Regions from separate parts of the Homo sapiens genome. Here all the other regions are linked to region 3. Evidence: chromatin contacts called from ENCODE Hi-C data. All regions are on one chromosome and are shown on one strand. The core of a region is the stretch at or near the end of the contact, and the rest is flanking DNA. Distances in the headings are between cores, read along the strand shown.

The links. Hi-C counts contacts between places; a loop is a spot of excess contacts on that map. Pooled maps may share reads with other maps.
Region 1: a loop to region 3 is called in a pooled map, with 10 times the contacts of the local background. The contact joins the promoter of SOX1 here to the promoter of TUBGCP3 in region 3. A Hi-C loop is called at or near these places in 4 of 50 pooled maps.
Region 2: a loop to region 3 is called in a map of ascending aorta, with 3 times the contacts of the local background. The contact joins the promoter of F10-AS2 here to the promoter of TUBGCP3 in region 3. A Hi-C loop is called at or near these places in 1 of 168 maps with a recorded cell type or tissue (ascending aorta) and 9 of 50 pooled maps.
Region 4: a map of CD8-positive, alpha-beta T cell shows a loop between it and region 3 (10-fold over the local background). The contact joins the promoter of PCID2 here to the promoter of TUBGCP3 in region 3. A Hi-C loop is called at or near these places in 3 of 168 maps with a recorded cell type or tissue (CD14-positive monocyte and CD8-positive, alpha-beta T cell), 16 of 37 single-sample maps with no recorded cell type and 15 of 50 pooled maps.

The regions. Positions count from the first base shown.
Region 1 is chr13:112,065,406-112,071,112 of GRCh38, reverse strand. SOX1 (SRY-box transcription factor 1) reads right to left here and starts at 3,964. Exons shown (of 1, transcript NM_005986.3): 1 at 1-3,964. The coding sequence starts at 3,454. The coding sequence ends at 2,279. All of the region lies in intron 1 of SOX1-OT (SOX1 overlapping transcript), which reads right to left.
Region 2 is chr13:113,151,547-113,157,803 of GRCh38, reverse strand. F10-AS2 (F10 antisense RNA 2) reads left to right here and starts at 3,818. Exons shown (of 3, transcript XM_011537532.4): 1 at 3,818-3,890; 2 at 4,034-4,660. The coding sequence starts at 3,818. LOC124903216 (a long non-coding RNA gene) reads right to left here and starts at 3,304. Exons shown (of 4, transcript XR_007063880.1): 1 at 2,939-3,304; 2 at 2,689-2,747; 3 at 1,924-1,987; 4 at 1,194-1,274. RefSeq lists a silencer at 3,388-3,437.
Region 3 is chr13:112,585,094-112,591,060 of GRCh38, reverse strand. TUBGCP3 (tubulin gamma complex component 3) reads left to right here and starts at 2,908. Exons shown (of 22, transcript NM_006322.6): 1 at 2,908-3,156. The coding sequence starts at 3,081. It overlaps LOC124903251 (a long non-coding RNA gene), which reads right to left and starts at 2,875. Exons shown (of 2, transcript XR_007063945.1): 1 at 1,645-2,875; 2 at 1-1,047. RefSeq lists an enhancer at 2,093-2,912 and silencers at 2,978-3,197, 3,228-3,287, 3,318-3,437.
Region 4 is chr13:113,203,954-113,209,918 of GRCh38, reverse strand. It overlaps PCID2 (PCI domain containing 2), which reads left to right and starts at 1,250. Exons shown (of 14, transcript NM_001127202.4): 1 at 1,250-1,320. The coding sequence starts at 1,285. It overlaps CUL4A (cullin 4A), which reads right to left and starts at 306. Exons shown (of 20, transcript NM_001008895.4): 1 at 144-306. The coding sequence starts at 291. RefSeq lists silencers at 1-50, 111-440, 541-810, 1,071-1,360 and enhancers at 895-1,544, 1,545-2,195.

The DNA of each region.
Region 1 (5,707 bases), core at 2,715-5,214, 520 kb after region 3:
TTTAAGTTTGTATATTTCAGAGAAAACCCTCAAGGTCCCATTGGACCCTCAAGGTCCCGGTGAGTTAACAGAACAAGCATTATAAAATTTCCCAAATCATCTCCCGGAGAGGACTGGGGAGGCCCTTATCCCGGACTAAGTCGTAGTGGTGCTCAGCCATCCATGGGCGCACAGACTCTTCCAGAAACAACTGCTTCAGAAAGGATCAAATAGCTAAAAGAAATAAAAATAAAGAAAAAGAAAAGAGGGGGGGGGTTTATTATCTTGTTAGAAAGCAGTGGACATCATTCTTGAACTTTTTTGTAATCACTTTAACGAATGAGTGGTTTAAGCAAAATTATCAAAATGACTTCCCAAATTACACGTCAATTGTCAGATCAGCATTATACTTAAAGCTATTCTCGAATGCAGGCTGAATTCGGTTCTCATTAAACTTATAGCATAGGCTCACTTTTGGACGGACAGTCCATACTCCAGGACAAGGAAGGGTGTTGAGAAAGCGAGGGGAAACCTAAGGCTGCTGAAATAAACGTATTTCCATCTGGGCTTCAAGTGTTTTTTTTTTCCAAAAATATAATTTCATCTTAACGTTGTGATTAATTTTTAAATGTATTTGCTACAGTATAATTTTTAAATGCAATATTTAATGCTGTCAGATTACTTGAAGACAAAGTTTTACAGAAATTTTTAAATTTCAAAAAAAAAACTGCAATGTACCAATAAACACCTAGAAAATAATATAATTAAAAAATTTAAAGCATCAAACAACCTCAAGATCTCGTCAGGAATAATGAACAAGGCATTTTGCGTTCACATCGGTTAGCAACTTGCATCCCAGTTCACGCGGGGGAGGGTGATGGTCGATATTTCTGTGTGTGTGAGAATCCAGCACAATTATTTTGCCCGTTTTCCCAAGAGAAAGAAGCCAGGGGGAGGGGCAGAGGATGGACGGAGGGGGCTCGGCTGCAGTACGTTTTGGTTCAGCGATTGTGTTTCCTTGAAACACATTTAGATAAATTCTGCTCGAAATCTTAATTGCTGGGGAATTGGGAAACCCGTGACCTGCCCTGGTCTTTGTCCTTCATCCATGGCCTGGTCCAGGGTCCCACCACTGGGGTCTTCCCTTCCTCCTCCCTCCTCTGGACCAAACTGTGGCGCAGACCCCCAGCCAGGTGGAAGGCGCCCCGCTTGCAGCAAGGTAACGCGCAGCAGCCCCAGCCGTCCGCAGTGAAACAGCCGGAGCAGAAGATACTTTTATTTCTCGGCCCGTATTAACACTCAGCTCTACAAAATAACCTATAGGTTTTAACTTCCTTCTCTTTCATTGAAAAAGGTTCCTTGAAAAATCCTGTCCTCCCATTCCCCGGGGTTCCCTTACTTTTAGTTCATACAGATAATTTCCCTGTCAGATTTCCTCATTGCATTTTGAACTCATAAAACATGCACATAAAAATAGCATGTTACAAATTTATGGAGAAAATGGGCTCTGTCTCTTAAATTTGTTGACTCGAAACATTTTGGGTGGGGGGTCTTTTTTCGTTTTTAGAAGAAAGGCTTTTTAGAAAACTATGTACATAATCTGACTTCTCCTCCCCGCATTGCAACGCCGAAAATAAAATTTTTCACAATGCATTTACAAGAAATAATACAAAACCCAAAAAAAAAAATGGAAATGCTCAGATACATAAAGTTTTACAAAACCCAGAATATAACTCCGCCGTCTGAAGGAGGGGGTGGTGGTGGTAATCTCTTTGTATAAATTAACAAACCAACCCAAAAGAGCGGTAACAACTACAAAAAACTTGTAAGTGCTTGGACCTGCCTTACTACATTTATAACAAATGCGACGAGCTCCGCGTCACTTGGGCTCCGGCGGTCGGCGCCGTCCGGAAGCAACGCGGAGGAAAGTGAGCGCGCCGGCCGGTATACAAAAGTGGGCTTCGCCTCTCGCCTCGTTTTGACTTTTTTGTCCCCTCGAGCAAAGAAAACGCTTTCCGCTTCCTCCGTAGGTGATAAATACTGTACAAAAAGTCTCAAGAAAACACCGAAGTTCAGTCTAAAACCCAAGTCTGGTGTCAGCGCCCGGCGGTCGCCAGGGTCTCCGGGGAAGGTGAGTGGGGGACACGCGTCACCCGGCGTTCGTCTCCAGTATTTTCCTTTTGACAAGAATGTGGGAACGTCTGTACAAAAGCCACGCCGCGCCGGGGCGGGGCGGGAGCCGGGCGCGGGCCGCGAGCTCGTGGGTCGCCGCCGCAGAGTCCCCGGCGTCCCGAAGGCGCTAGATGTGCGTCAGGGGCACCGTGCCGTTCACGCCCGCGCCCGCGCCCTGGTAGTGCTGCGGCAGCGAGTGCAGCCGGCTCTGCGCCGCGGCCGCTGCTGCCGCCGCCGGGTCGCCCCCCTCGCCGGCGGGCAAGTACATGCTGATCATCTCGCGCAGGTCCCCGGGGCACGGCGCCCGCGAGTGCGCTGGGGCGGGCGGGCTGCCGCTGGGCTCCGACTTCACCAGAGAGCCCAGCGCGCCCAGGGCGCCCGACGACGCGGCCGCCGCCGCCGCCGCCGCCGCCACGGCCGAGTTCTGGTGCGCGCCGCCCGCAGCGGCGGCGGCGGCGGCCGCGGCGCCGTAGGGGAGGCCGCCGTAGCCCGAGGGCGACGCGCTCATGTAGCCCTGCGAGTTGGAGATGGGGCTGTACTGCAGCGCGCCCATGTCGTAGCGGTGCATGGGCTGCGGGTTGTGCGGGTGCGCGTGCGGGTGGTGCGGGTGCGGGTGCGCGGGGTGCGCGTGCGGGTGCGCGCCGCCCGCGCCCGGGTGCTGCCCGTAGGCCAGCTGCGCCTCCTGCATCATGGCCGCGGCCGCCGCCGCCGCCGCCACCGAGCCGGGGTAGGCGCCGTTGGCCCAGCCGTTGACGTGCGCGTAGCCGCCGCCCGCCGCGCCGCCTGGGCTCTCCAGGCGCTGGCCCACGGCCGCCGCGCCCACGCCCACGCCCACGCCCATGGCCACAGCCGCGCCGCCGCCACCCGCGCCGGCCGCCAGGAGCCCGCCGGCCAGCGAGTACTTGTCCTTCTTGAGCAGCGTCTTGGTCTTGCGGCGCGGCCGGTACTTGTAATCCGGGTGCTCCTTCATGTGCAGCGCGCGCAGCCGCTTGGCCTCGTCGATGAACGGCCGCTTCTCGGCCTCGGACATGACCTTCCACTCGGCCCCCAGGCGCTTGCTGATCTCCGAGTTGTGCATCTTGGGGTTCTCCTGGGCCATCTTGCGCCGCTGCCCGCGGGACCACACCATGAAGGCGTTCATGGGCCGTTTGACCCGGTCCTGGTTGGCCTTGGCGCCCCCGCCGCCGCCGCCGCCCCCGCCTCCGCCCCCGCCGCCGCCCGCCCCGGCGGGGCCCGAGAGGTTCGTGGGGGCCTGGGCGCCGCCGGGCGAGTGCAGGTCGGTCTCCATCATCATGCTGTACATCGGGGCGGCTGGCGGGTTCACCGGCACCGCGAGGAGAGGGCCTGGAGCATAGACGGCCGGGGTGGGAGGGAGACGGAGAGGAATTCAGACGGAGTGAGACGGGGGCGGGGGGGTCCTAGCGGAGAGAAGAATGGGGAGGGGTGGAGGCAACGACAACAAAAAAAGGCAGAAACACACGCACTCGGCGCCGGTTCGGCTCGCAGGTGGAAAGTTTCTCCTGATGCACAAACCACTTGCCAAAGAGGCCGACGGTCGGGGTCGCCGTCTTCGCCGCCACCGCAGCCCAGGCGCCCTCGGCGGAGCGGTGCAAACAGGTGCAGTCGTGGCCAAGTTGCAGCTCCGCTTTTGGGGCCGGGAGCGGTGCGCTGGGCCCGGCCCGGGGTGTGCTGTCTCCTCGCCGGCCGCCGCTGCGCGCTGTCTCCTTCCTCCTGCGCTCGGTCCTCAGCGGCCTCCAACTCGGAGGCTGCAACTTCTAGCAGGGCGGCGCGCCGCGTGCGCTGGGCATGTGCTGGTCCCAGGTGCCCGGGGGAAGCCAGGCGCCAGTGGCGGGGGGGGGGAGGCGCAGGGGGGCCTGCAGGGGGCGATTACGGTGCAGCCAGGGAGGGGCCCGGGGACAGCGGGAGGAGCGCGGGCTCGCGGAGAGGGCCGGAGAGCCGGGGCCGCCGAGCCCGGGATGGGCTGCCCGCTGCCTGCCCGGGGCCGTGCGCTCGGAGCGGAGGCGCACGCGGGGCCGGCGGCGCGCGGGGCCCAGCAGCCATACGCCGGGCCCGGGCTGCCATTAAATGAGCGCGCCGCGGCCAATGGGAGCCGGCGGCGGCGGTGATTTGCATGGCGCGCTGGCGAGTGACGTGGGGAGGGAGTAGATACACTGGGCGCGGGCGGCGGAGCGGGGAGGAGGGGAGGAAGGAGGGGGAGCAAAGCAGGAAGGAGGGGGGAGGAGGCCCGGGAGGGGGTGACAGCCACACCGCTTCCTGAGCGCGCGCGCGCGGCGGCGGCGGCGGCGGCGAACCCCGAGCTCGCCCTCCTCGCCGCTCCCCGCCCGCGCGTTCCGAATGATTAACGATTGGGTTGAAAAGCGAAGACTAAGAAAGGATCGTCGTGGGGTGGGGGGAGGAAACGCAGCCCCTGGCCAGGTTTAAACGGGCGCAGTGGAGACCCAGCTCCTCCTCTGCCCCCGCCGGCCAACTCTGTGCCTGCAGGGAAGGGGAAAGTTGAGTGCGGGGCTGGCACGTCGCCCTCAGTTCCCCCGAGTGCTGAAAAGGAGGGGCGCTCCCTTGGACGCAGGGGATACCCTCCGAGGGCCCCTGCAGGTTCTCTGCAAGGATCAGGCGGCTCAGCCATCCCCCGCCCTGCATCCGTTCTCGGCCGCGGCGTGCACTGAAGTTCGCCAGTGCCCGCTCTTGCAGCGAAGGCCTTCACAGTCCAGGCCCCACAATTCGGGTAAAGGGGGAGTATTTGTGTGGGCATGGCTCCATAGCTTCGTTTAGTATCAGCCCTAAACTTTTGTGGGGAGGAGTCTTTCAATGAGCCCGGGGCCATAGTCACGCACTCTTCCCAACCCGGATCTTCTTCCTCTGGAAAAGGAATTTCTAGGAAGGCCGAACACAACAAGATCTATCTGGAATCTAGTTCCTGAACAACAGTTGAAAAAGTTTGTTGAATCGCAAAATAATGATATGGCGCACGCTTTTCTGGAGTGAATTTCCCACGAGCTGGTTGCCTAAGAACGGAGAAAACTGCGTGAACTGCGCGGGGCCACATAAACCGAATGAAAGGCGGGGCCTCAGGACGGGTCTCAGCCGCCGGTCTGCGTCATGCAAAGGAAAGGCCTGGCTCGTGGAAAGAGTAAGGCATTCACCTGTGGTTATCATTCTTAAACCTCAAAGTGGCTTTGATTTGGGAACGTGAAAGAGATTTTCAAACGCAGTCTCAAGTAGCATAGCGCTCACACTACCGTTTCCACCAGACTGATCTGAAAGTGGTCCAAAGACGACTTTTGAGCCCAAGTATTCCTCCTCTGCCCTCCCCGAGGCACCCTGAGATGAGAGTGCTTGTGGAGATTGGTGGTGGGTAAAGTAGAACCTTCACCGCATGTCACATGTCTGCCTGTCTTGTAGTAGGAATATTCAGTAAAGATGATGATAACGGTAATAGGAGTAATAGGATGTTTGAGTCTGTTGGGCAGCGAACACGTGACACCTTTTTTTTCCTCTTAAAAAAACTTCTGAGGTTGTGAATTTCTTGACCCTGTTG
Region 2 (6,257 bases), core at 2,569-5,068, 570 kb before region 3:
GAATAGCATGGTGGAAACCACCCCCATGATTCAATTACCTCCCACCGGGTCCCTCCCAGGACACGTGGGGACTATGGGGATTACAATTCAAGATAAGATTTCGGTGGGGACACAGCCAAACCATATCAGCCCTTGAAGCCTGAGGTAAGAACCTGGTGTTTCATTTTCACTGTGTTGGGAAGATATTGGAGGGAACAGGAATTGACATGGAAAGATTTGTGCTCTGAAGGGATCACTGGGCTGCTGTGTGGAGAACAGAACATTCCAGAGAAGTCAAAAGGGAGGCTGCCGGCTAGTCCAGGAGGGGGTGAGGGTGCAGCCATGCAGCAGGAAGCACGTTTGCAGTCTGGATGCTTCAGGAAGGGAAAGCTGATGGGATTCATGATGAATTGTGTCGGGCAGCACGGCTCCAAGGTTTGGGCTGAGCGATTGGGAGGATGGCAGTGCGTGTGCTGAGACGGCCAAGCTCCAGGAGGGCAGAGGGAAGCGAGGTTTGGCAAATTTGAGGTGTCTGTGGGATGTCCAGGTGGAGACAGGAGTGGGCATCCGAGAAGCTGGGACTCACAGTGGAGATTCAGGTGGTAACAGATGAAATGACAGCATTGTCAGCATATAGATATTGTTCGATTGAATGACACTCAAAGGTGGCAAAACTCAATGAAAGGATTCTAAATACAATTTTGTTAAAGTGGGAACAGAAGAAAACTAAGAAGCTGACACCCTTGATTAAGAGGGCATGCCCGCAAATACACTGAAGTTGTGAAGTTTGCTTTAAAAAGCTGGGAAAAGAAAATAAAGTTTATCTTTAGTGAGTGAGTTAAAATAATTTGAAAGCCAGAAGTTGATTGTATAGGATAGCTCTTGGGTGAATTGCACCAGCCTGGCAATCTACGTGGCCTTCACTTAAGAAAAGGTGCCTTTTTTTGTGTGAAAATGTATTCCCACATGGAAATTTACATTAAAAATACTTCTGCTGGATAGTTTAAAAACCATCAATAGCTGCCTAAAAATGGAAAGGCAGACAGGGACATACACATTCGATCAATAAGTGTTAATTAAGCACATCCTATATGCCTGACATGGGTATCTGAGCTACAACCTCTTCCCTCATGGACCATTTTAGTCTGTTGGGGCTGCTGTAACAAAACACCTTAGAGTGGGTAATTTACGATAAACAGAAACGTAGTGCTCACAGTTCTGGAGGATGGGAAGTCCAAGATCAAGGCTCCAGTAGACTCAGTGTCTGGTGACGGCCCATGATTCATAGACGTGTCCTTGGATGGTGGAAGGGAGGAATGTGGGTGCTCCCTGGAGCCTCTTTTGGGAGGGCAGTCATCCATCCATGAAGGCAGAGTGCCTCCCAGAGGCCCCACCTCCTAGTACTATTGCACAGGGGGTTAGGTTTCAACGTGAGTTTTGGGGGATGGTTTGGCTCTGTGTCCCCAACCAAATCTCACCTTGAATTGTAATAATCCCCACAGGTCAAGGGCAGGACCAGGTGGAGGTGATTGAATCATGGAGGTGGTTCTTGTGATAGTGAGTGCATTCTCACAAGAGCTAATGATTTTATAAGGGGCTTCCCCCTGTGATTGACACACATTTTCTCTCTCCTGCCACCCTGTGAAGAGGTGCCTGCTTGCCATGATTATGTTTCCTGAGGCCTCCCCAGCCATGTGGAACTGTGAGTTCATTAAACCGCTTTTCTTTATAAATTACCTAGTCTCAAGTATTTCTTCACAGTGACATGAGAACAGACTAATACAGGAAGGCATCAACATCGAGGCCACAGCTGTGATTGACTGTGTTGTACGTGGACTGACCGTGTTGTATGTGGTGATTTAATTTTCTCATCTGCCTTCTCAAAGATACCACCTTTGGACCAAAAATTCTACAATAATAAATTGTCCAAACATTAAGATTCACCTCGTTCTACTCATCTTCCTCATCTCTCATATGAATAATCGTTCTTCTGTCACCCTCTTCTGTTCTGAAAAACAAACCAACCAACATTGGGACACTTTTTCCATTGACTGGTTTACTTTCCTTCTGTATACCTGAGGAGAATCTTCCTTCCTTTGGGGTCTTTGTCGTGTCCTTCAGATGTTGGGGTGTCCTCTGTGGGGGTCCCCAGCTTAAATCAACTGACCCCACAACTTTGTGTGGAACCTGAAATGAGCAGCCTATGGAGAACCTGGTCATTGAATACTTAGATCTTGCCGCAGTCCCTATTTAAATACCTGTTCAATCAACTCTGGGACCTATGTTTTAGATTTCAACATCTCTGAATTGGCCTGTTCCCTACAGCCAATGTTCTAATGTCAGCCTGGACAAGGCCGAGTTCTTCCTGAAAGGGGTTGTGCTTTATGTTGCCCCCTGGGGGCACTGCCACTTTGCAATCCCTTTAAATACATTTTTTTGTGTGAGTTTTGGGAGCCCATGTGAATAGTGTAAATGTATTGCAAAGCTGGTTCCTGGCTGGCCTGTGGTTTAGATTATCTGAGCTTCCCCCTCTTGCCTCCAGGCTGAGCTGACCCACAGCTAATTTGGGTATATGCTCTTTCTTTCAGGTTCATCAATAATGGTGCGTCTTAGATTCACAGAGTAGAGTGTGGTCTAGTCCACTTTGTGGTGCTGTAACAGGATATCTGAGACTGGGTAATTTATAAAGAACAGAAATTTATTTCTTACAGTTCTGGAGGCTGGGACATCAAAGGTCCAGGGGCCCCCATCTGGCGAGGGCCTTCTTGCTGCGTCATCCCATGGTGGAAGGTGGATGCGCGTGAGAGAGAGAGAGAGAGAGAGAGAGAGAGAGAGAAAGGGGAGAGAGGAAGGGGGCCAAACTCATCCTTTTATTCCAAAATAACGAACCCACTCCTACAATAGTGGTATCAATTCATTCACGTGGGCTCTGACAATGAATGCGTCTTAAAGGTCCCACCTCTCAACACTGTTGCCTTGGGATTAAGTTTCCAACACGTGCACTATAGGGACACATTCAAACCACAGCATGCTGCATCCTCTGATGTCCACATTGTGGATGGAGGTGGCAGCTTATCACCTGGAGCTCCTGAAGAAATTAAAGAGGAGACACATGGTGACGCAGCCCACAGCCTGGCGTTTTTAGCATCTCAGAAGCACTGACAGGGACCCGCAAGCTTATGAGAAACTGTTCAACTCATTGGGCTTCCTCAGAGCTTGGGAGACCATTAATGTGGAAGACACTATCTGGACATGTTTCTCTTTTTTCCACCTGTCTAGATTTTCTTTCAGGATCGGGGAGACTTCTGGAGTAGAAAAGCCACTCCAGAACCCTTCCTCCTCCTCCCCCACACCCCGCCTCATGAGCGGCTGCCCTCCGCGTGGCATGGAGTCCCCGCGTCCACTCAGAACCCTTCCTCCTCCTCCCCCGCGCCCCGCCTCCCCCGCGCCCCGCCTCCCCCGCGCCCCGCCTCCCCCGCGCCCCGCCTCCCCCGCGCCCCGCCTCCCCCGCGCCCCGCCTCCCCCGCGCCCTGCGTCACGTGCCCCTGCCCTCCCCGACGCCCCGCCCCCCACGCCCCTCCTCCCCCACGGCCCGCCCCCCCACGCCCCTCCTCCCCCACGGCCCGCCCCCCCACGCCCCTCCTCCCCCGCGCCCCGCCTCCCCCGCGCCCCGCCTCCCCCACGCCCTGCGTCACGTGCCCCTGCCCTCCCCCACGCCCCGCCCCCCACGCCCCGCCCCCACGCCCCGCCTCCCCCACGCCCCGCCCCCCGCGCCCCGCCTCCTCCACGCCCCGCCTCCCCCACGCCCTGCGTCACGTGCCCCTGCCCTCCGCGCAGCATGGAGTCCCTGCGTCCCGGCTCCACGGTGCGGGAGTCCTCCGTGGTGGCTGAATTCGCCTTTCAGGCCCTATGTTCAGGATTTGTGATCTGGGTTTTAAAAACATTTTTTAGAAGTCATTGGTAATTAAAAACAATAAGTTTTTTATTGTGGTAAAATAGACATACAGTTTACCGCAGGAATCTTTTTTTAAGCGTACAGTTGGCTGACCCTGAGTGAATTCGCTGTTGATAATCTGCTTCTCCCTGAGCTGCTGTCGCCCACACTCGCCGCTGGCCGTGCTTGTTTTTCTCCTGGAACTGGGGCCGGTGTCCCTGTTGACCTTGTCCCGGGTAGCTGAGCCCAGGGGACTCTCCTTCCTAGGGTTACCGCTCAGTATCAGCACAGCCACAACGTCCAGCCAGGGAGGGCATCCGAGGCCCTCAGCACCCACCCCGGGGGTCCGGCCCGCGTCAGGCTGCGAGTTCCCGAGTCCCTGGACCCAGCTGTGCCTGCTGGGGTCAGCGCAGTCTGTGAGCCTCGACCCCCAGCTCCCAGCAAGGCCTCCCAGCAAGGCCTGTCGGAACCCAGCGGAGACCGGCGGCTGGGGCTTGTCCTCGAGCGGGGGCGCAGGACACGGGGCGCGGGGCTCCTGCCCTTGCAGCGTCCTGTCAGGATGGACGACCCAAGCCAGACGGCGCTCCCTCCCGCCACACCTGGCCGTACTGGCCTCCAGCCATGCCGGTGCTGCCGAGGCCCCCGTGTGGGACAGGCCCCCGCTCCCGCCCGTCCTCCTGGCTGCATCTGCACCCGCCCGTACCCGCACCGGGCCTCACTGGCCCCTTCTCAGACCGGCACAGCCAGGTAGGTCCTCCCTAAGCACCACAGGTCGGGGCGGCTGGGCGTTTTGTAAGGACAAACTGCGACCGTGAACCCCGGGACGGCTCAGCACCCAGGCAGCGCGGCCTCTGAACGCTGTCTGCGGACTCGTCTCTCCTCCCCACTGGCCCGGCCACACGTCCATCCAGCCCCGCTGTCTCCCTCTTTCTGTGTCTGTCTCTCCGCCCTCTTTGTGTCTTGGTGTCTCCTCTCTCTCTCCCTCTCCCTGTCTGTCTCTCAGCATCTCTCTCTGTCTCTGTCTCCTGTGTCTCACTGTGTCTTTCTCTGTGTCTCCATGTCTCTGTTTCTCTCTTGTTCTATTCTCAATTTTTTTGTTTGTTTTTTACCTGGACTTACTCCCTCCCCTCTGTTTCTCTTTCTCTGTCTCTCTCTTTCTCTTTGTCTCTGTCTCTCTCTTTCTCTCTGTCTCTGTCTCTCTCTTTCTCTCTGTCTCTGTCTCTCTCTTTCTCTCTGTCTCTGTCTCTCTCTTTCTCTCTGTCTCTGTCTCTCTTTCTTTTTGTCTCTCTGGCTCTGCCTCTCTCCCTCTCCCCTCGCCCCCGCTGAGCGCTGTCTGACGGGAACCCCCAGCAGTCTCCCTCGCTCTCCTGGCAGCCTGCAGACTCCTCTGGTCTCACTGACTGCAGAGTCACTGGCTGTTTCTGGTCTTTGCTGACGCTGACGTTTTTTAAGAGTCTATGGTTTCCTCCATCTGGACTTGCCTGACTCAGGATCGGGCTCTGCTTAGACAGTGTTTTGGCAGCCCCCTGCCTTCGGCTCAGGAGGAGGCTGGGTCCCCAGGTTTTGCCACGCTAAAGGCATGCTTTCCTGGCATAGTTAACAGGCCAGTTCTGAGGTGATCCTCTGAGTCTCGAGGGTGTCCAGTTTCTCAGTGCCCTTCCACCAAGGTGGGGTCTTCATGGCGGGCGCTTGCCCACATCAGTGGCTACCCCGTGGCTGTGGAGTGGGGTCCTTCTAAACGGGAGCTTAACCCCCAGCCCTGCTGAGATGGCTCCATGACAGTGATGGTGGGGCCGAGGTCTGCCGTCCACCAGCTGTCCTGGCTGAAGCTCTCATTCCTGCTTCCTCTTCCTCACAGCCTGGGCTGCGTGTTCCCAGACGGCAGGCCCATCTCCCCATCCAAGCGCAGCTCTGGACCCACACAGGCTGGTCTCCCAGCACCCACAAGGGCCTCCCTGCCCCACCAGGCCCCCGACACCCGCTCTCACCTTCGTCCTCCAGAGGTGGACGCCCCAAAGCTCCCCTTCCTGCTCAGGGGGAGGGGAGGTGTCACTGGGGGAGGCGATGGGGCTGCTGCAGGTTCTCTCTCCCTCACTCTCAGGCGGAATCACTTCTCCCACCTTCGCTCCCCACCGTGACCTCCTGCTGCTCTCGGTCCTCAGGGTCTCACCTCTGTTCTCTCTCCCTCACTCTCAGGCGGAATCACTTTTCCCATCTTTACTCCCCACCGTGACCTCCTGCTGCTCTCGGTCCTCAGGGTCTCACCTCTGTTCTCTCTCCCTCACTCTCAGGCGGAATCACTTTTCCCATCTTTACTCCCCACCGTGACCTCCTGCTGCTCTCG
Region 3 (5,967 bases), core at 1,659-4,158:
AGCTCACTGTGGAAAGAATCTTTTACTAAATAACAGTTTTTACTTAGGTGCCTTATGAGGCTGCTGCAATAATACAACCTGTCCCTTTTTAATATCATCGATTTACAATTTCCTGGAGACAATTTCATAGGTCTGTCCGTTATAATTTCAGATGAAGACAGTTGGTGTTTACCCATAAGGGCTGATCTTAGGTGAAGCAAAAACAAGAAAGAGCTTCCAGTCAAGGGAGTTTTAAAACTTCAGTTAATTTTGCCAAATGAGTTTTGATTATTCTGCTTGTGCATTCTACTAACCCAGATGACTGGGGTGATAGGCACAATGGAAATGCTGGAAAATGGGCCAGATTTTGCATACTAACTGGATTATTTGTGCAGTGAAATGAGTGCCTCTGTTGCTATAAAGTTCTTGAGGAACTCCCCAAATCGGAATAATTTTCTCTAAGATAATTTTACTTACCGCCAAGGCTGCTGCTCTTCTGCATGGAAATGCTTCTACCCATGAGAAAATACACAAACCATCACTAGGATGTGCCTGTATCTTTGTGATGGTGGTAGCTGAAAAAATCTAGTTGCCATACCTCGAAAGGGCCTTCTGGTAAAGGAAAATGACATGGAGAACTGGGTCAAGGTTTCCTTGCATTATATTCTGGGAAGACAGCCCTGACTGTATACCCGTGAGCAACAGTTGGAGAAGGTTTCCGACAACATTGTTCTCCTCAAGAAATCAATAATCTTATCAGGGCTCCAGTGAGTCACATCGTGTATGCACGTTAAGAAAGATGGCTGGACCGGGCGCGGTGGCTCACGCCTGTAATCCCAGCACTTTGGGAGGCCGAGGCGGGCACATCACGAGGTCAGGAGATCGAGACCATTCTGGCTAACAGAGTGTAACCCCGTCTCTACTAAAAATACAAAAAATTAGCCCGGCATGGTGGCGGGTGCCTGTAGTCCCAGCTAGTCAAGAGGCTGAGGCAGGAGAATTGCGTGAACCCAGGAGGTGGAGTTCACGCCATTGCACTCCAGCCTGGGCAACAGAGCGAGACTCCATCTGAAAAAGAAAAAAAAAAAAAGAAAGATGGTTGTAACTTAGTTGGAAGTATGAGTAGAACATTTGGTCAAACCGTACATCAGTCTCAGAAGCGCATGTGCCACTTTTGTTTCCCAATTTTCTCGTCCTGTTTTTGGAGATTTAGATTGAGCTAATTTTACATAAAAATCTAACTTCCTTAAAGGCCAAAATGGTTTGATCTTTTTGTTCAGATATGTTTATGGCCACCCTGTTTGCTATACTACCTGCTAACTGGCTTATCTTGCTTTTTTGAGTGTCTTTGAATGGCCTGGAATCTTGATAATGGCTAATGATTTTGGCAATAGTATGGCTTGCCATAATTCTGAAACAAGGCACCCATTTTTTTGTGGGCTGACTAGAAAAGGTTAAAAATCCTTTGTCTCCATAGCATTCCAAAGTTATGAGCTACTCTATAAGCATACCTGCTATTGGTATAAAGATTAGCAGTTATTCCTTTTGCCAACTGACAGGCTCTAATTAATGCTATTAACTTTGCTTGTTGAGATGATTGCTCCTGGAAGACAAGCACTTTCTATTTCTTTGGGCAAAGACGCTATGGCATAACCAGTGTAATACCTTCCAGCTGCATCTTTAAGTAAGAGCCATCTGTAAACCAAATAACATCAGCGTTAGTGAGGGGGGTTCTTGCATGTCTGTCCTAGGAGAGAGCTGGTCAGGTAAGATGATGCAGTCATGCAGCGTTTCAGCTGAAGGTGGGGGAGAGGGTGGCAGGATTTAGATGACATCTGGACATTGTAGTATGCGGCTGAGAGAATAACTTCATGAGAAGCCAGTTACTAACTGATCGTGTTGAGTGTGATGCAAGTTTAGAAGCGTTTCCACAGAATGCGTATCGAAGGCAGTGAGGGGTGATCGCATCCTTGGTGGTTTGGTTGCTCTTGCAGAGCTGTGATGGTTGTTGCATCATGCAAGGAGACAGTCCTTTAGCTGTAGGGTCTAGTTGTTGACTGTAATACCCTACAAGTCTGCTTTGTCTCCATGTTTTTGAGTCAGAACGACAACAAACGTTTTACTTGCCAACAATTCTGCAACCTGAGCTGGACCCAGGCCCGACGGGCTTTGCAGACAGTCACGTGTGTGGCTGGCCTCAGCTGGGATGTTGGGATAGCTGGGTTGTCCTCCCTCTTCCATTTCATAGGATCTCGGGATCTCTTTCCATCATTTTTCCTTAGGAAGTTGGCCTTTTAACATGGTAGCTCACGGCTCCCAAGCGTGCACCCATGTGTAAGCTTTAACGATTGCACTGAAGTTGGCTTGGTGTAATTGTCTGCTTATCGATCTTTTTCTCGGCAGGTTTCCTGTTCTCTCACTCCGTACGTGATTAATTTATTTTCCCAGGACGTCCCAGTTACCCGGGCCGGGGGGGACCGGCCCGCGCGGCAGTGCGAGGTCGGGCCTGAGCAGGGCGCCTGTTGGATAGCGTAGCAGGTGAACTGCCCACTGCACGTTAACAATCGTAACACCCTGCACCCTTTAAACAGGCTTCTTTTTTCTTTTCTTTTTTAAACAGGCTTCTTTCATCAGAAGTGTGAATCAAACCAATGCCGTTAACACACACACCCCCACACCCACACACCAAATTATGGCCTTTATGGTGCTACCGGCCACCAAGTGCCCTCCAAGCAAGCCCGTCACGCTCGCGACTCCGGGGCCGCTCTGTCCGCGCAGCTCGAGGGCCTCGGGCCACCTGTCGCCCGGAACTTTCTCGGCCGACCGGGCAGCAGCAGGGGGAATGCACCAGACAGGGCCGGGAACGCTTAGGCAGCCGCACGCGCGGCCGCGGCGCAGGGAAGAAGCGGGGCATTGTGGGAAGCGCCCGCGCTTTCGGCGGGTTCCGTTAAAATGGCGCCCTGGTGGCCGGCGGCGCCCGCGCCTTAGCCTGTCAGGAGCAGGGAGCTTGCGGGGCGCAGGAAGGGCGCGGGCCGCGGTCCCTGCGCGTGCGGCGGCAGTGGCGGCTCTGCCCGGACCACCGTGCACGGCTCCGGGCGAGGATGGCGACCCCGGACCAGAAGTCGCCGAACGTTCTGCTGCAGAACCTGTGCTGCAGGATCCTGGGCAGGAGCGAAGGTAGAGTGGCCGGGCGACGCGAAGCCCGCAGACCCGTCCCGGGGGCTGCTCCCTGCGCGTGCAGCCCTAATACGTTCCGGGGCTGGAGGAACGAGGATGCAGGGCCGGGCAGAGGGCTGGGGGACGGGCCGAGGACGTGGGGCCCGGACGAGGGAGCGGAGGGCTGGGGTTCGAGGGTCAGGGAGCCGGGGAGGACAGCGGAGGGCTGGGGGCCAGGACCGGGGCGGAGGGAGTGGAGAGGCCAAGGCCGGGGCGAGAACGCCGGGGCGGGAGGCGGGAGGGCGGAGCCGAGCCGGAGCGGGCTGAGTCACCGCTCACTCCGCTCGCGGGTCCGTCAGTGAGGACGGGAGGAATGCCAGCTCGCCAATTTATCCCCCTTCTCTGGTGTCACGCGCCGTGGGAGGGCGCCTCTGCGCGCCTTTGGGTTCATCCTGTGGGGTGGAGAGAGCGGCTGCGCCGCGGAGGTGGATGCGGGGTGCTGGAGTGTCACATCATCGTCCCTTTTCGTTAGGAAAGTTTAACAGGCTTGAGTATTATGGGAAGAGGGTGTTAACGACTGTAACTGCCGTGTTTTCCTACTGTTTAAAGGGTTGAAGGTTGGATTTGATATAAAACTATTCTGGGAAAGTTCACATGGCGAATATTGTTACTAATAAGCAAAACTAATCCTATACGGTAGGTAAAACCATTTTGTAGTCGAGGTACTTTGAAAGAAATGGTACAGGATGCCATTTCTTGCTCCTTGTTTTGGCCAGGTTGGTGGGGCAGAGAGTGAGGATGCACCATGAGGGAATTTTCTGAGTAATGGAAGCAACTGAGTTACATCTTAAGCACCAAAATGTGGAAAAGAAGTTACTCAATTTTTGAAGGAAGACTTCAAAGTTACATTTAAAGTACTGAGAATGCATTTTGACCTTTCATGCTTCATGACAATTACTGTACATAATTCATTGGATGTTCTATGATAATCTTGGGGCAATCATGAATAATTTTGTGTCGCTATTAAATGAGTGACTTCACACAGTTCTTGCTGCATCTTGTAAAGTTTGATTCTATCACTTTATTTATCTAAGAAATCTTTGAGGACAACCCCGTCCTCAAAGTTCCCCCCGGGAACTGTGCTAAGTGCTGGTGATGCAGATGCACAAGTCATTCCTCCCACAGATCTGACAGACACTCTACTGGAAGAGACAGATGATAAACCAGCCATGTTAATTAGCAATAAGTACTGTGGCGAAAAAGTAGGGTAAAGGAATAGAGAGGGAAGAGGCAGGTGAGGGAAAGCCTCTGAGATATTTAAAGAGACCTGAATGGAGTAAGGGAGGGCCATTTGAACATCTGGGGAAGGTTCTGAGTAGAGAGAACCAGTGGAAAGGTCTTGAGGTATGAGCATGGCCTGCCATCGTTTGTTTTTGTCATTAGCAGACTGAGTTTCCTTTCACATGTTTCATGTTCCTCGTCATAGGGGGAATCAGATAAAACTAAGATTGTTAGGACTTACCCACCTTAATGTCAGTGTTTTCCTTATACCAGTGGTTCCAGAGTTTTTTTTTCTAGGGATAAACCACACATTCATACATTCCCATTGTTATAATTGGATTTTGAAATTCATTCATCATGAGCTAGAATGATATTTCTCAACCTAAGAACTTTTTTTTTTTTTTGAGACAGAGTCTCACTCTGGTCGCCCAGGCTGGAGTGCAGTGGTGTGATCTCGGCTCACTGCCAAGCTCTACCTTCCGGGTTCATGCCATTCTCCTGCCTCAGCCTCCCGAGTAGCTGGGACTACAGGCGCCCGCCACCACGCCTGGCTCATTTTTTGTATTTTTAGTAGAGACGGGGTTTCACTGTGTTAGCCAGGATGGTTTCGATCTCCTGACCTCGTGATGCACCCGCCTCGGCCTCCCGAAGTGCTGGGATTAGAGGTGTGAGCCACCGCGCCCAGCCAAAAACTTTTTTTTTTTTACATTGAAGATTCTTTGATATAAAAGTTTTGTCCCTTCTAAGAGACTGAAAAGCTTCTTTTCAGCAAAATTCTGTATCCTACTATCTTCCCATTTAGAACTGTGTCTAAAAGTGGGCTCTCAGATCCTGACAGGGTCCTCTCTGAATAAATAATTTATTTATTTATTTATTTGAGATGGAGTCTTGCTCTGTCACCTAGGCTGGAGTGCAGTGGCATGATCTGGGCTCACTGCAACCTCTGCCTCCTTCAAGTGATTCTCCTGCATCAGCCCCCCAAGTAGTTGGGATTACAGGTGTATGCCAGCACTCCTGGCTAATTTTTGTGTTTTTAGTAGAGATGGGGTTTCACCATGTGGCCAGGCTGGTCTCCAACTCCTGACCTCAAGTGATCTGCACCCCACCCCCCTGCCGCTTGGCCTCCCAAAGTGCTGGGATTACAGGCACGAGCCACTGCGCCCGGCCCTCTCTGAATAAATTATGTCATGAAGTCCATTAAAGGTGATGCTCTTTTTGCTATGTTCTAGATAGCTAGGATTGTCAAGCATTTATGATATAATTTTAAATTATGCTGCTATTTACTGAAGAATTTATAAATAGTAGCTTACCTTGTTCTTTCATTTGTTATACCTTAGTGAGCAAAGGAGCAATATTAATTACTACCTTTACAATATTTGGTGTTAAAAATTTGATTAGTGAGCATTTTATCTGGTAACTCCATAGAATATTTGATTAATTACCTTATTCTTTGATGACATATTACAATTGGCCTTATGCTTTTGTAATACATTTTTTTTAGTACTATGAAATCAAGGCATAATAGGTACTTGTTACTTTTAATGAGAATTT
Region 4 (5,965 bases), core at 1-2,500, 620 kb before region 3:
TAGCCACCCCCGACCCGGCCGGCGCCCCGGCGCCCCCGCTCCCGGGGCCCGCACGGATCTCGGGGCCTTCCCCCCAAGTCGGGCGGGGTCTCGTGGGGTCCCCGCCCGGGGCGCCTGGCCCTCGACCCGGCCGCCGCACCCACCTCGGAAGTTCTTGATGACCAGCTTCTTGGAGCCGCCCGCGCCCCCCGGCTTGGCGGGCGCGGCGGCCAGGGCCGCGGGCTTGGTGAGGCCGTTGGTGCGGCCCACGAGCGCCGAGAAGCTGCCCTTCCGCGGGGCCTCGTCCGCCATGGCTGGGCCGGAACCGCCGCGCCCCGCCCCGAGCGCCGCCGCCCGCCGAGCTCCGCTCCGCCCGCCCCGGTCCGCGCGGCCTCCGCCCCGTCCTCCTCGCGCGCCCCGCCCCGCCCCGCCCGCGTGCCCGAGCCCAACCGCCGCCGCGCCCGGCTACTCCTGAGGGCTTAGGAACGCGCGCCGGGAATCCCTCCTGAGGGATCGGACTCCCCCTAAGAGATTCGGACACCCCCTCCTGGCTCGAGGGCGCGCGCCGGGACTCCCGTCCTGAGGGATCGGGACCCTCACCCCCGGCTCCGGGGGGCGCACCGAGACCCTGCCCCCAGGGCTCCGGGCACCCCCTCCTGGCTCGGGGATGCGTGCCGCGGGCACCCCTCCTGAGGGGATCGGGAGCCGGGACACCCTCCTGAGGGCCCCGGGGCGCGCGCCTCCTGAGGGCTCGGCACCCCCACCCCGGGCGTGAGACCACCTCGAGGGCTCAGGGGTGCGCGCCGGGACGTGCCCTAACTCCTGCAGGCTCGGGAGCGCGCGGCGGAGGCACCTTATGAGAGCTCGGGAGCGCGCGCCATGTCCCTCCCCCTCCCCCTCCTCGGGCGCGCGCGCCCCGAGGCCCTGGCCCAGCCAGGCGCGGAGGGTCCTCCGCGGCCTGGTTTTCACAAGGGGCAGACGAAGGGTCAGCGCAGTGAAAGGCAGTTTAGCCGTGGGGCTGTCCTCGCCACTGGACCCCAAACCCCTCAGCCCGGGCGGGCCCGAACACACAATCAGAGCCGCTGGCGTCCCGGCTGAGAGGACGGGGCCCCGGCAGAAAGACCCCGGGCCCCCTCAGCCCGAGCGCGTCGCCGAGCCGGTCCCCAGGTTCTCCCTCCGGAACCAACCTGCGCACCCGCGGCGGGGCCGGGGGCGCCAGGACCCAGACGGACCGAGGGCCGGAAGTGACGCCAGCTGGCCCGCTTGAGGCGTAGGGGGTGGCGCTCTCCGTTCGGCGGCGCTCCCATGGCGCACATTACCATTAACCAGTACCTGCAGCAGGTGGGTCCTAGCCGGGGAGCGCGCGGCGGCGTGGTTGGCCCTCGGCGTGTTCCGTGTGTCCCCTCCTGCCTTGGACCCTCAGGCCTTTTCCTTTCCCGCCTCGCCACCCTTCTTCCGTTCGGGTCCCCGGCGGGCAGCCGCGCGAGCCGAACAGCGGCGGCCGGGACTCGGGAAGGCGGCCCGAGTTCTCCCCTGCAGGGCCGCCGTGGGGGCCGGGCGGTGTCCGTGGATCGCGGAGTCGTCGCGGTGTAAGTAGACGCGGCGGTCCCAGGTCGCTGCCCTCACTTGCTGGCACGTGTGGCCGCGCTCCCAGGCGGTCCGAAGGGCCTGCGGGCCACGCCGAGGGCCCGCTGTGGGCGGTGCTGTGTCGGATGGACGCTGTTTCCCAGCAGGATGCGGGATGAATTCGGGGACTCCAGGAGGCGATGGAGGAGTAAGCGCGAGGCTGTGGCCGTGCTGCAGGCCGGGCTCGTGCCCCTCGTCCTCGCTGTCGTTTAACGCCCTTCACTCTCCGAGCACAATGCACACTTCATATCGCTCGGTACATGCGTCTGACAGATGTTGTTCAACAGCTTGTAAGTAGCAGAAGCACAGTTAAAAGATGGACACTTGTAAAGATTCAACGCATATTCTTTCCACTAAACTATGCCTGTCTTCAGAACCAGCACTGTGGTAACAGGGATAGGAAATATAGGGAATGGATTTTTAAAATATTTGAAGGAAACATTACCAAGACGTGGTGAATAAGAATGGGTGGGCTGAGGGACACGGAGGAGTTAAGAATGATTCCCAGGCTTGTAATCTGGGAAAAAGATGAATAGAGTGGATTTGGAGGGAGAAATAAAGTTTTGGGCATGTTGAGTTTGAGGTGTCTGTTGACAACTGGGTAAAGATACGTACTTGATAGCTGAAAAGTCTGACATGATTGGGCCCAGCAGTTGCTTGGTTAATTGAGAAAACTGGTTAAAACAGGAATCACGAAGAAATGGATGTATGTTTTTAACTTAAAACATGAAAGTATACATTCACTTGCCAATTTTTTTTTTACACCACTTACCTCAAGTTCTATACTTGCCAATCTTTTGATGTAAGCCCAGGGCCTTTTCTTTAGGCTGTGTCTGTTTTGGCCTAATCTTAGCAGACTTAACATTTTCCAATATCAGTTTATTTAAAGTTAAACAAGGATATAGGCATTTAAGAACCAATTTGATACGATTATCTTTAGAATTTTCTTAATCTTTTACAATTTTTCCCCCATACCTAATTATTTTTTTAACAAACTCAAGTGAGCCTTTTAAAAACATACAACTTAGCTTATAGAGAAACAACTGTTTCCTTTTGCATTCATATTTCATTGATGAGCTTAAAAGTACATAACTACCATAACAGGTTCGGGTAGCAAAAATAGATTTGAGAACAAACACATCTGGATATGAGAACACATACAACTTAGCTGGCAAAAGCTTGCGATGTATTAGAGTGAAGCCTACTTGCTGAAAGTCGTCATCATACCTTGGGCATCAGCTCGTGTATTTCAGGGAGGGATTGGAGAGAGTCATTTTTCCAATTCAAGTCAGTTAAAGTGAGACTGATAAGCGAGCTTCTACTCTATGTGTGTAAACTGAAGTTTAAACAGACAGATTTGGGTTAAAGATACAAACCTGAGACTCCTTCGTAGTCACATGATGGGAAAGACTGAGAAGGGAAGGGGTGACCCAGGGAACAAGTAGAGAGAGTAGACAGGGGCTGGGCCCAGGATGGACTTCTATGGAGATGTGCATGCCTACATCTCCGCAAAGGGCAGTGTAGCCACTGGGGTGAGACAGCAAAAAGTCCGCTTCCTCCTAATTCTGATGGATAAAAATATTTCTGGTTGAACTGGCATGTTACCTAAGTTTTATGTATTAACAGATTCTTGAATATTTTAAGAAAATAGGTGCCTCTTCGATACAGAATGGCAACCGGTTATACATGGTAACACATGTTTGATTTGTTGTATAGGAACATAAGTGCCAATGTCACTGTATCTCTTTGGGAATAAAACCATCATTTGCACATTCATCAAAGCTAGGAAGTTGGGGGAAATCATTGACTCCTCCTTTAGTCTCAGCAAATAGTCCTTTACCTAATTGGATGTATCTCCGAAGTCTCTCAGATCCATCCCTTCTTTATCTGTTGCCACATGCTCCCCAGCCAGGACGCCCTGCTGCAGGTACTGGTTGATGGTTTCCTTTACTTTGCCCTTTCCAAGTGAGACACAGCAAAGAGACCATAGACTTTAAAGACAATAAGACTTCAGCCCAAATCCTGGCATTTTTACTAATTCTGGGACCATGACAAGTTATCTAACTTCTGTGACTCTCCATCTCTAAACAGGCTTCACATAAGTTGTGAGAATTAAAAAGACCATGAATTCACAGTAAATGCATTTACTTAGTAAATGATAGTTCTGGTATTTTATTGAAGAAGAGTTGAGCATCTGCCTCTGTTACTAAAACTTCATTGACTCTCTGTTTCCTCCAGGGAAAGTTCCAAATGCTTTAGCACATCATCTGGTCCATGTTTACCTGTTAACTTGGCATCACCAGTCTGAAGGTTTATTTCACTTATGCTGAATGCACCATTGCCCCACCGAAGTACTCATAACTTAAAATATACCATTTAACCATTTTAAAGTACACAATTAAGTACATTCACAATATTGCACAACCATCACCATTATCCAGAATTTTTTGTCACCCCAAATGGAAATGTCATAAGCATTAAGCAGTCACTCCCTGGTCCTCCCTCCCGAGCGCTTGTCAACCGCTAATGTGCTCTCTGTCTGTATGGATTTGCTGACTCTGGTGATTTCAGTATGTGGCTTTTGTGTGTCTTTCCCTTGCATCATGTTTTCAGGGTTCATCTGTGTTGGAACATGTGTCAGTGTGTCGTTCTTTTTTATGGCTAATGATATTCCATTGTATGGAGTATTTTGTTTATCCATTCATCAGTTGATGGACCACTTCAGTTGTTTCCTCTTTTTGGCTGTTGTGCTGCTGCTGTGAACATTCTTGCGCAGGTTTTGTATTCTTTTTGGCATATACCTAAGAGTGGAATTGCTGAGTCATATGGTAATTCTGTGTTTAACTTGTTAAAGAAATGCCAAAGCAGCTAGCTGCATCATTTTACATTTTCACCAGCAATGTATGAGGGTTGCAATTTCTTCACTTTCTTGTCAATGCTTGTTTTTTTCCATTCTTTTTATTATGGCCATCCTGCTGGGTGCGGAGTGGTATCTTCTTGTGGCACCCCATGATCTTTCTTGTCCCAAAGATTTTCTTCATTATGTTCCTTTTGCCAAGAACACCTCTCTTTTTTACAGGTGTAGTGAACATCTTTATTTAGGGAATCAGCTTTGAGTTAGATACTTTACTCCTTAATCTTCAGTAGTTCTTCATATTGTCTTTCAAGAGTTTATGGAATTGGAAAGTTTGACTATTCAGAAGTGACTTCAGAGGTTCATGACCTGTAATGATTTTGAATTTTTAAAAGAGTTATGAGTTCCAAGAGTAGATGGTGCCTCCTGTGGACCAGACTGGAGGGCGTGAGGGGCATGCAGCAACCACAAGGAAGTCTTCCTGGGGCCAGAGCCAGGGAGCATCCCCTGGTGAGCCAGGCCTGGGGGTGCCGCTCAGAAGGTGCTCACTTGGAGTCTGGTTGTGTGGTCCCATTGAGGGCTGAAGGCTCTGCAGCATGAGCTGTTAAGAGTTGGCCAGGTGGCTGGGCTGCTAGGGGTCCTGTGTCCACTGCGGCGCCAGTCGCACCTTTAGGGCTTGCAAGTACCGTCCGTTGCCATCCCTGCTTTTCCTCTTCACATCCCCAGTCTTCTCACAGTTTAGTCATTGAGGCAGGGGCATTGATAGGACCACCCCTGGGACACATTCATGCCTGCCAAGCAAGCTGGGGCCCTCCTTGGGCTCAAGGCCCTGTGGCACTGAGCCCTCCTCTGGTCAGGTCACCCGTGGGACACTGGGTGCAGCCCAGGTAGGTGTGGCCAAGCAGAGCCCAGGATGTGGCGACATCACCCTGCATATGTGCAGGGACCACCCTGGGAGGTCACAGGCAAAGGAGGGCTACCAGTGAGTGCCCCCAGCAGGGGTCTCCGCCTCTCCTTGGAGGGCCCCGGTGTCTGTACTCCAGGGTTTGATCCCTTCGTGACCACTGTGTCCCCAGTGTGTTTAGTCATTGAAGTATGCTTCCATTCCACAGTGCTTGCTCCAAGTCTGGGACTCTCAGCTTTCAGTCACTCATAGGTTCCTTCTGCAGAGAGCTCTGGAGGCCTTGGCAACATCAGAACATCATGCTCAAGTGTGACCTGTCACCAGAGTACTGATGTTAACCAGAACACTCCTCTTCTCAGGCTCCTGGGGCTGGGCCCAGTGCAAGGCCCTGGGTGGTGCGAGAGATCGCACAGTGCGGGGCCTGGAGTGCCTGGAACCATAAGCAGGGGTGGCTGTGGGGAACTCTTAGCTTGAACCTCCTGTTTGTGTGGAACCAAAGAGAGCACGGCTTGGCCAGCAGGCTCCAGAACCGCTTTCTAGCCAGAAGCCCCTTAGTTGAGCAAGGTTGGAGTCTGTTGGGGCTCCTGTGGCTAGGCCTGCCC